Regions from separate parts of the Homo sapiens genome. Here region 1 is linked to region 2. Evidence: chromatin contacts called from ENCODE Hi-C or POLR2A ChIA-PET data. All regions are on one chromosome and are shown on one strand. Each heading gives the region's core, a stretch centred on a gene start or an enhancer-like site at or near the end of the contact. The rest is flanking DNA. Distances are from core to core; before and after follow the strand shown. Region 1 has its middle 8.7 kb from the start of LINC03069. Region 2 overlaps LINC03069 (long intergenic non-protein coding RNA 3069).

The links. Hi-C counts contacts between places; a loop is a spot of excess contacts on that map. ChIA-PET counts read pairs that join two places held with the same protein, here RNA polymerase II (POLR2A). Pooled maps may share reads with other maps.
Region 1: a map of heart left ventricle shows a loop between it and region 2 (2.7-fold over the local background). The contact joins two enhancer-like sites. A Hi-C loop is called at or near these places in 1 of 168 maps with a recorded cell type or tissue (heart left ventricle) and 5 of 50 pooled maps. POLR2A ChIA-PET finds 5 or more read pairs at or near these places in 3 of 52 experiments (AG04450, HEK293 and OCI-LY7).

Annotation. Positions count from the first base shown.
Region 1 is chr18:56,197,725-56,202,185 of GRCh38, reverse strand. No RefSeq gene overlaps it. Among named protein-coding and RNA genes, the nearest start is that of LINC03069, 8.7 kb to the right of the region's middle. Within about 2 kb of position 1,430, at least 3 of the 41 ENCODE cell types and tissues checked have a DNase peak (open chromatin) inside an H3K27ac peak, as active enhancers do.
Region 2 is chr18:56,160,497-56,165,185 of GRCh38, reverse strand. All of the region lies in intron 3 of LINC03069 (long intergenic non-protein coding RNA 3069), which reads left to right. Among named protein-coding and RNA genes, the nearest start is that of LINC01539, 25 kb to the right of the region's middle. Within about 2 kb of position 3,390, at least 2 of the 41 ENCODE cell types and tissues checked have a DNase peak (open chromatin) inside an H3K27ac peak, as active enhancers do.

The DNA.
Region 1 (4,461 bases), core at 181-2,680, 39 kb before region 2:
TATAGAGAGAGGTAGGTTTGAAGAAACAGGAATGAAATGAGCAGGAAAGGTGACATACGACTAAAGAAGTTTATGAACTCTTCTTATGTACTCTCTCTGAGAGGATACAGGCTGATAAACTTATACGTGTACAGATGTGTATATGTATACTTATACATATATTCAGTGTTCATAATACTTATACGCACATGCAAGTGTATTGATGTTACAGATTGTGTGTGTATTGATGTTACAGATTATGTGTGTGTATGTGTATGTGTACACCAATCCACTTGCAAGTGTGTATAGGTATTATAAATACACAAAAAGCCCTGCCAAAAATAGGAAAATATTTAAAGATTATAAAACTTTCCCTAAATAAAGGAGGCTGGCCCTTAGTAAGCCAAATGTAGGATTCTAAGGGTTTGTAATCAAAACAAATGAGACTCACTCAAACGTCCTTGAGAAAGCTTCAGACATTGGGACCTTGGTTTTATGCCTCCATGAAGCTGGCCTGGAGGTATCTATGGTCTCTTTCAACTGTGACATTTTTGTGAATTTATAACTACAAGGGAAATTGAGAACAGCATACCACCTTTACCTGGGGAGGGAGTGTTTGCATTGCTTTTCTAAAGCAAAGTCTATGACTTTGGTGGCTCTGGAGAGCTCTAGATATTTTTTCCACTTTGAAAAAGCTGAAAGAGTTACCTCTTCAGCTTTTTGGCAACACCTGTTTCTATATATGGGACACCTACCAATGCTATTTGTATATGGAGACATGGTTTTTATGTCTGTACTGTGTGTGCTCCAACCAGCATCCTTTGCCTATCGCTGCTACTTGTGTATTGCAGTCACCCTCTCTTCAGCTTTAGTTAGTCCTATATTCCATCATTGTCTGCACAGTGGCCTTGTCACAGCCCACCAAGCACTGAGGATCCCCTTCTGGTGTCACAAGTGACTGGATTATTTCGCCTTAAATATTATTCATGTAGCTGCCTCCATGGTAGGGGAGAGGGGGCACCTACTGAGAGTCAACTGTATCTTCTACATTTCTCTGTCCAAAATTCTTGGTAGAAATTGACTTGACTCAACTGCCTCTGAAAAGAAGGAACAGAAAGCCCATCTATCTATGCTATTTGCTTTGGTAGTATTAGGTATCAGTACTGTTACTTAGTTTAAAAGTTCCCAAAAACATTAATGCCAAATTGTTAGGCCATGAAAGCCTGAGAGAATGAATATGTTCAACCACCAGCCCTCATAAATGCTCAAAATAATAACATTGTGCTCTAATCTCTAATTTTTGCATGAGCTTCCATAGCAAAACTTCTTCAAGTTCTTTTCAAACCCTGCTTTCAGTTCTTTGACTAACCCTCTGGGGTCTCTTGGATTAAATGAAAAATAAACAGCACAGAGTAAAATCATACACACTGGAATCCAAGTGCTTCCTGTGAACAAGGATTAATTCTGTTGAATTGCTCACAGGACTACTACAGTTCTGTTGTTCTTTGAAAATAAACAGGCTGCAGTGAGCTATGATGGCACCACTACATTCCAGCCTGGACAACAGAGCAAAACCCTGTCTCAAAAAAATAAATAAACAAATAAATATGTTATGTGGAAGCAAGAGATCTGGAAGCATTGTCGGAAGTATTGAAGTGTAGCCTAGGAAGCAGTGAGAGGTCAGCTCAAGATTGACTCATCTTTCTCAGGCTACATTCCTCTAGGCTGAGAGCAGACCTAAGAGGAAAACACAATTGCATGTTTGCTTTTGGAACACAGATGGACAACATATAGCCATATGTCTTTATTAGCAGCCATTGTGAAGCAGCTGGAAGTGGAGCCAGGAAAGACTGTCATTACATTTCATTACCTGTCCTAGGACAGGGTATATGATTCTGGCACAAGTGCACGGCTTGGAAAGAGATGTCAGAGATAGACATTACATGAGTGTGTGGTCAGCCCTTCTGACATGGAAACTTTATTCCTTTCTCTAGATTTGGGAAGGGCATTAATCAAGATCTTGGTGGGAGAAACTGCTGCTGTTTACCAAAGCACCCTCTGCGCTGGTCCTGTTTCCTGTTATTGGGTCATGTTCTGCAATTCATATTTTATTGTTTAAGCTGAGGCAGGGCCAGGGCAGTCACGGTGTGACTTTTTCACTAGGCGTCTCATTGTGATTATTTTCCTGTTCTGATAAGGAAGTTGAACCTGAGGCAAATGTCTGGCTGCTCTATAGATTCCCAGCTTCCATGGGATATCCCTGGAATTAATGGTAAAGAAGCAGTGGGCATTGAGAGTTACCACTGACCCCCTTGCAGCTGTCATCATGAATTGGCTCTTCTCTTTTCACCCTGATGGTGGGACATAGGTGGGCGTGAGTTTACTGGGCACATGGTCAGAATGAGCGTGGGGCTCGCCCAGTACAATATTATAAAGTTTCTCCTTTGTTTCCTCATCCTCTAATTTTAGAACTCCCAGCTTCCAGGCCCACACAGTTTTGCTGATCACGAATGAAATCTTGAAGAACATCCATCTCTTGTGTGAGTAGGAAGAGAATTTATTAAAAGTTATTCATGTCAAAGTGCTAGTAATTTTAGTCCTTTTCAGGAGCATTTAAATTTTTGAGGAGGCTATCAGGAAAGGGCAATGATGATTGCAAAGGATCATTCAGTAGTGATCAAATTTTAGGCCCTGCAAAGAGAGAGAATGTTTATTCAGAATAGGTCCCACCCTGATTAGATGGCTAACTGCTTTGCTTACAAAACCAATCATGAAGTATAGGACTGAGAATTGTCTTTTCTTAATTTTGTACTTTTCATCTCCCTTTTTATTTATACTTCACAGCCACATTTCTGCTCTACTTAAAAAAAAAAAACATAACAAACAAACAAAAACTGGAAGCCAACAATGGAAAAGAGGGACCAGGAAGACAAGAAGTGAACATCTTAAAGAAAGATATTAAGTGTCTAAAGGCATGAAGATGACTTGTGTTTATTTGGGAATAATCTAGATGCTTTGCACCTGGAGCAGAAAGAACACAATTAATGGTGAAGGACTTGTCCAAATGATGAGAAAAAATTCACAATGTGGGCCCACTCTACATCTCTGAAAGGAAGAAGTCAGCAAACATCCCTAAGGGCCTACCTTTCAGCTATTTGTTTCACTTACTCCACTTAAAAATTTCCAAGGGACATGAACAGAGACAAGATCTATTTTGAAAGTGCAATTTACACTCTCAAGGTGTCCTATGTTAGCTAGCACGTTAGTGAAAAATAAGCCAACCGGTAGGAAAGAAGATGACAATGAAACAAGGGAGAGTGTGGGCATAGATATTAATATTAAATGGGTCAGGTTAAAGTTAAATTAATTCACTGTCTTTTATGCTGTATGTTAAACTGGCAATCCATGAAAGTTAGATGCACAGAAATAATGTTCAGTCTTTCATTCAAAGTTTCCACAGCATTTCATCTAGGTAAAGACGTTACACCTAATATATGAACTTTTTTAAAAAAAGGAAAGAAGACCTGTGCTTTAAAATAAATGTTTCTTTTTTTCTCATTATAAAATAATACCACACACTCCTTTTAGAAAAACAATAAGGACAGTATAAGAAAACAATTAAAATGACAATAATCTTACTATCAAGTGATAAGCACTACTACTATTTTTGATACATTTTCTACAATATCCCTTTTGATACATTTTCTATAATATCCCTACATTATTATAGTATTCAAATAATAGCCCACTTAGTATTCTTTTATTACATGTTAAGATTGGTCCTCATTTTTAAAATATTACAAACAAAACTCTGATGAATATCCTGGTACAACTGTCATATGCTTACTTATTACTTTATCAGGTTTAAAAAATTATTTTCCACACAACATCTATTTTATCTTTTTTTCCAATTCATGGTACATGTTTTTCTTATTAAGCTGGAATTGTTCTTCATATGTTAAAGATATTAACATTTGTAATATGTGTCTCAAATGTTCCCCCAATTTTTTATCCATCTCTTAAATTATGATGTCTTTATTGATTTGCAGAAGTTGTCCAGATGTATTTATCTTCTTTTGGTGTTTCTTCCATTGCTTTTGAAAGTCCTTCATCACCCTGAGATCAATAAAATATTGGTCAAGAAAATATTATATTTTATCCTCATTTTGAAAAGCATGCATGACATTATTGCTTGTTGTTTTTAAAAGACAAAAGAGATGCATAAAGTAAAAGAAGAAATTGCTTTGTGCCCCTCTTGCCACCTTCCACCCATCCCTGTCCACATATGCTCTTTCAAGTTTTTATAATTCTACTGTTTACACTTCACTTTTTAATTTCAGATGAAAGTTATTTTGTTATATGGTCTGAGGTGACAATCTAACTTGAGGATTTTATGTTTTTCAAATAGCCATTTTTTCCAACACCATTGTTGAATAATTCATTTCTTCTTTCTTGGTTTGTGACAGGCCCATATTTTTTGAG
Region 2 (4,689 bases), core at 2,141-4,640:
ACTGTGGAAGGTGAAGGAGGAGCAAAGGCACGTCTTACATAGTGACAGGCAAGAGAGCGTGTGCAGGGGAACTGCCCTTTATAAAAACATCAGCTCTCATGACACTTATTCACTGTCATGAAAACAGCATGGGAAAGACCCACCACCATGATTCAATTACCTCCCACTGGGTCCCTCCCATGACACATGGGAATTATGGGAGCTGCAATTCAAGATGAGATTTGGGTGGGGACACAGCCAAACCATCTCAAAAAGAAGGGAAATTCTGACACATACCACAATACGGATGAACTTTGAAGATATTATGCTAAATGAAAAAGCCTGGAAAAAAAGAATTGTATGATTCCACTTCTGTGAAGTACCTAGGGAAATCAAATTTGTAGAGACAAAGAATAGAATGGTGGTGGCCAGGGGCTAGAGGAGAGGAAATGGGGACTTAGTGTTTAATGGGTATGGAGTTTCAGTTTGGGAAGATGAAACAAATTCTGGAGATAGATGGTGGTGATGGTTGCACAATAATGAGAATACAGCATACCTAGTGCCACGAAACTGCACACCTTAAAATGGTTACAGTGGTGAATTTCATGCTATGTATATTTTACCACAGTTTAAATTTTTTTATAAAAGATTGCAAAGTAAACACACTAAAAATTAGAAGTTTCCCTTAACTTCTTCCCTCCATTCCTTAATCATATTCTCTTCTTAAGAAGTAATTTCTACAATAGTTTGCTTTGCTTTATCAGTTAATAATATATCTCAGAGTTTTAAAAATGGCTTAGTATTCTGATTCTTGATGACTCTGAATTAAGGTTTACTTTGCATAAATAAACCATAAACTCTAGACATTCCTTTTTTAATGAGTGTTTGTTTCCTGTTTCCAATTACTACCAAATACAGTGTACATTTTAAATTGTGAAAGATGGTACAAAAGTGTTCTTTAAAAATGCTTCTCATTGGTATCAACAATCTACAAATGAGCCTATGTCTTCACATCCTAGCCAATACTGGATATTCTTAATCTTTAAGATTAAATTGTTTTATCTTTCCTGATTTGCATTTTCCATATTTATTTACAAGAGTTCTTTATATATTAAGGATAGAAAACTTTTGTCTATTATAAAATTTGCACATATTTTTTTCCAGTCTGCTGCTTGTCTTTACTTTGCTTCTCAAGTTTTCTCTACAAAGATTTATATTGATTTACAGGGTCAAATCTGCTAATGATTTCCTTTAAGGCTTCTTGGTATTGGAATTTTCTTTTTTTTTTTTTTTTTTTTTTGAGACAGAGTCTCGCTCTGTCACCCAGGCTAAAGTGCAGTGGCGCGATCTCGGCTCACTGCAACCTCCGATTTACGGGTTCATGCCATTCTCCTGCCTCAGCCTCCCAAGTAGCTGGGACTACAGGCGCCCATCACCATGCCTGGCTAATTTTTATACTTTAGTAGAGATGGGGTTTCATCATGTTAGCCAGGATGGTCTCCATCTCCTGACCTCATGATCCACCTGCCTCGGCCTCCCAAAGTGCTGGAATAACAGGTGTGAGCCACCACGCCCAGCTGGAATTTTCTTAGAATTCTTCACTACCCTTAAGAGGAACTTTCTTTTATGTGTTATATAGTTTGTTTTTATGACATTTAAATATTTTATCAATTTGTATATTCGCATGTATATAGCATAAGATAGTATCTAATAACTGTGTGATTGCTTCGATTTCTCTTACTATCATCTTTCAATGGCAAAGTCCGCAATTACTTTTCCACCATCCTAATACAGTGCTTTAGGTTTGGTCTTGCCAAGTGCTCAGAAAATGATCTTTCAGAGTAGTTCTCCTTGTGGACTTTTTCTCCATTTATGAACTTGGGTCAGCAATTTCCCCTTGAGTGTCTATTTAACTAAGCACCTATTGAAATAACCTTATGTGGCATGTTCATTTCTTCTCTTGCTACTTGATGGTGTGTTTGTGCTTTTTGTGTTTGTTTTTATTTTTAGAAATCATTCCAGGGGGAAAAAAAAAGGTGCTGCTTTATCCCAGCAGATATCAGAAGAACAAAGTGTTTCTAAAAACAGCCTTTGCGCTGGTGACTGCTTTGTGAAGAAATTTCATAACCAAAGGCCTGTTAACAGGACTGATTATTTAAGACAACTGTGGTTCCTGTGTAGATTTCTTGTGCAATGTGTGAACCACACTACTAATTTACTCTTTGACCAAATGCTCCTGCTTCATAATATGCCGTACTCCCCTAAAGCTTTGGAAAACAGCTTTGAGCTTCTCACTTCTTTAGTAAAGAACTTCTCAGTTGATTTCAAGTGAAATGCCAACAGTCTCACTTTTTTCAAACACGCTTCACAGCCATGGCTGTATATCCACTTTAAAAGTGTATGTTTTGTGGGTGGGGGTGCGGTGTGCTTTGAGCAGTTGTCAGATGTTTTATTTTTGGAAAATTCTAAATAGCATTTTGAAAGATAATTAAGGGTTGCTCAAGTTTCTTTCAGAATTGAAAAAGATATATTTTACCTCCTTTGTGAATTTTTACACTCAATACTTCACTTGTCACCTCCTCCATTTTATAAATCTTTTAATTAATACTGTTTATTCTCCTCTCAGTCTGGCCTGAGTCGTGTTTTTATGATCATATTATTAGGAAGTGATAACATGTGTGGGTTTTTTTTTTTTTTCTGTATCTGGGCTTGCCAATCACTATGGAAACAAGCAAATATTTACATAGTCCAGATACTGATTAATAACTACTGGTTATTTTGACATTATAAAGTTACTGTTTGAATGTAAAGAATTTCTCCTGAATAGTAAAGCAGTCTATTATAATTTATTTACATTTGTAATTTTCCCATCAGAAATTAATACAGTTACTAAAGCTCTATCAAATTATAGCAATTTCTGAAAGAGCCATTTTTGCCAACATATGACTCAAAATGTTAAAACATGCTAGATGTGTAAAAATGGTTGTTTTAAATTTTAACAGGGACAACTTACGTAAAAGAAAAAATTTCACCTGACATTAGTGATACAGATACATCGCTTAAGATAGTATCAGCACGACGCTACATACTAAATGTTGAATCTTAAAAGGACTCATTAAAGAGATATTTTATTAGGCCCTCAAAGAAATATTTAGCAAGAAATGTAAGCCCTGGAATTTAACCTCTGGGGGCACTTGGTAATTCCCTCTGAGAACAATATTCCCCCACTCTTTCTCTCACTCTCCATTTGGAATGTTTTTTTTCCTAGGAAGATTTTTTTTTTAACCTTTTTTTTTTCAGCCTTGGATCCAAAAAGTTGTACTTTGTATTGTAGAACAGTGGTTCTTAAACTTGAAAGTGCATCAGTATTACCCAGGGGGTTGGGCTCCACTTCCCGGAGTCTGTGATTCAGTAGGTTTGAGTGTGGCCACAAACAGAATCTGTATTTGTAACAAAGGTGACACTGCTGGCCCAGGCACTGAACTTTAAGAAACCCTGCCTGAGAGTCTTTTTCTTATTGTTACCTAAGTTGGGAAGTTTTTATAGACATTGCAGAACGTTTTGAAACAAACCTTAAAAATATGATGCAGCATATTTTGTAGCAGAGATAGAGCTTCCTGAAACCAAACAATATGGATTTATTATTCCTGCAAAGCTGGAAAGTGGTACTCTATGGGTCAGGATCCCAATAATAGCCATCATCTCTTCAAGAAAAGTGTTTCTCAAAAACTCTGTAAGAATCTCACCTTATTAATCAACTCTTAACATCAATTGTACTCCTATCAAATAAGTCTAAAATTAAATGGTGTGTGGGTTGGTCAAATGTAGGTGAATCTATGGAGACTATTTTACATTTTTCATTAATGTAGCCTCACAGTCTTCAAAAAGACTGATTAGTTTACCATATTACCTATTTCTATAGAATTGAATATGAATCTTTGCATCTCATCTTAGGCAGCAAAATCGATGGTGTAGGAAATCTTGGAGCAGCATATTCTACTAAGAAAATACTAAAATTTGAAGTCAGAACAGCTGGATGATTCTTGGTTCTGCCTTTCACTTGTTATAAGATCTTGGACGCGCTCCTTATTTTCTCTAGATCTTAATATCCTCACCTCTAAAGTGGGGCTAGTAATATTTACTTGATTGAGTCAGCAAATATTTTTTGAATGTCATCCATGCACTGGGCTCTGCTGTGGTGATGTTCAAAAGATTATGCCATGTTTTTCCTCTTTCAAGGCATTTATAGCATTATTTTACTGAATAAATGACAGCAAGGGTGTGAAGAACTTAGTAAACTATAAATGCCTAATGTAAAATCTTATTGTTCCTTGCATAGTAGCTGGCCTTGATCATGGATTAAATGAGCCTCATCTACTCTTGGAAAGAAGACAGGGTAACTCCATGCTAAATGGAATCCTGCCCTGAGAAAAGTTACTACCATTGATTTTGGCATCAGACTAGTGAGTTGCAATTACAACAGGTATTTTTCCTCAGAATACTTTTGATCTCTGGAGAATTCAACTTATATTTTCATTTCAAGAAAATATTGATTTAGCTGCAAACCAGGGAATCTAAAAGGGATGGTCAGAATACTTGCTCAATGAACAGCATTCAGGTTTGTGATGTAAAAAATAATTTTAATAAAGTTTAAGAGAAAAAAAACACTCCTTTTAAAGTTTTTTGGCATCAAATGATTTGTTGCCTTAA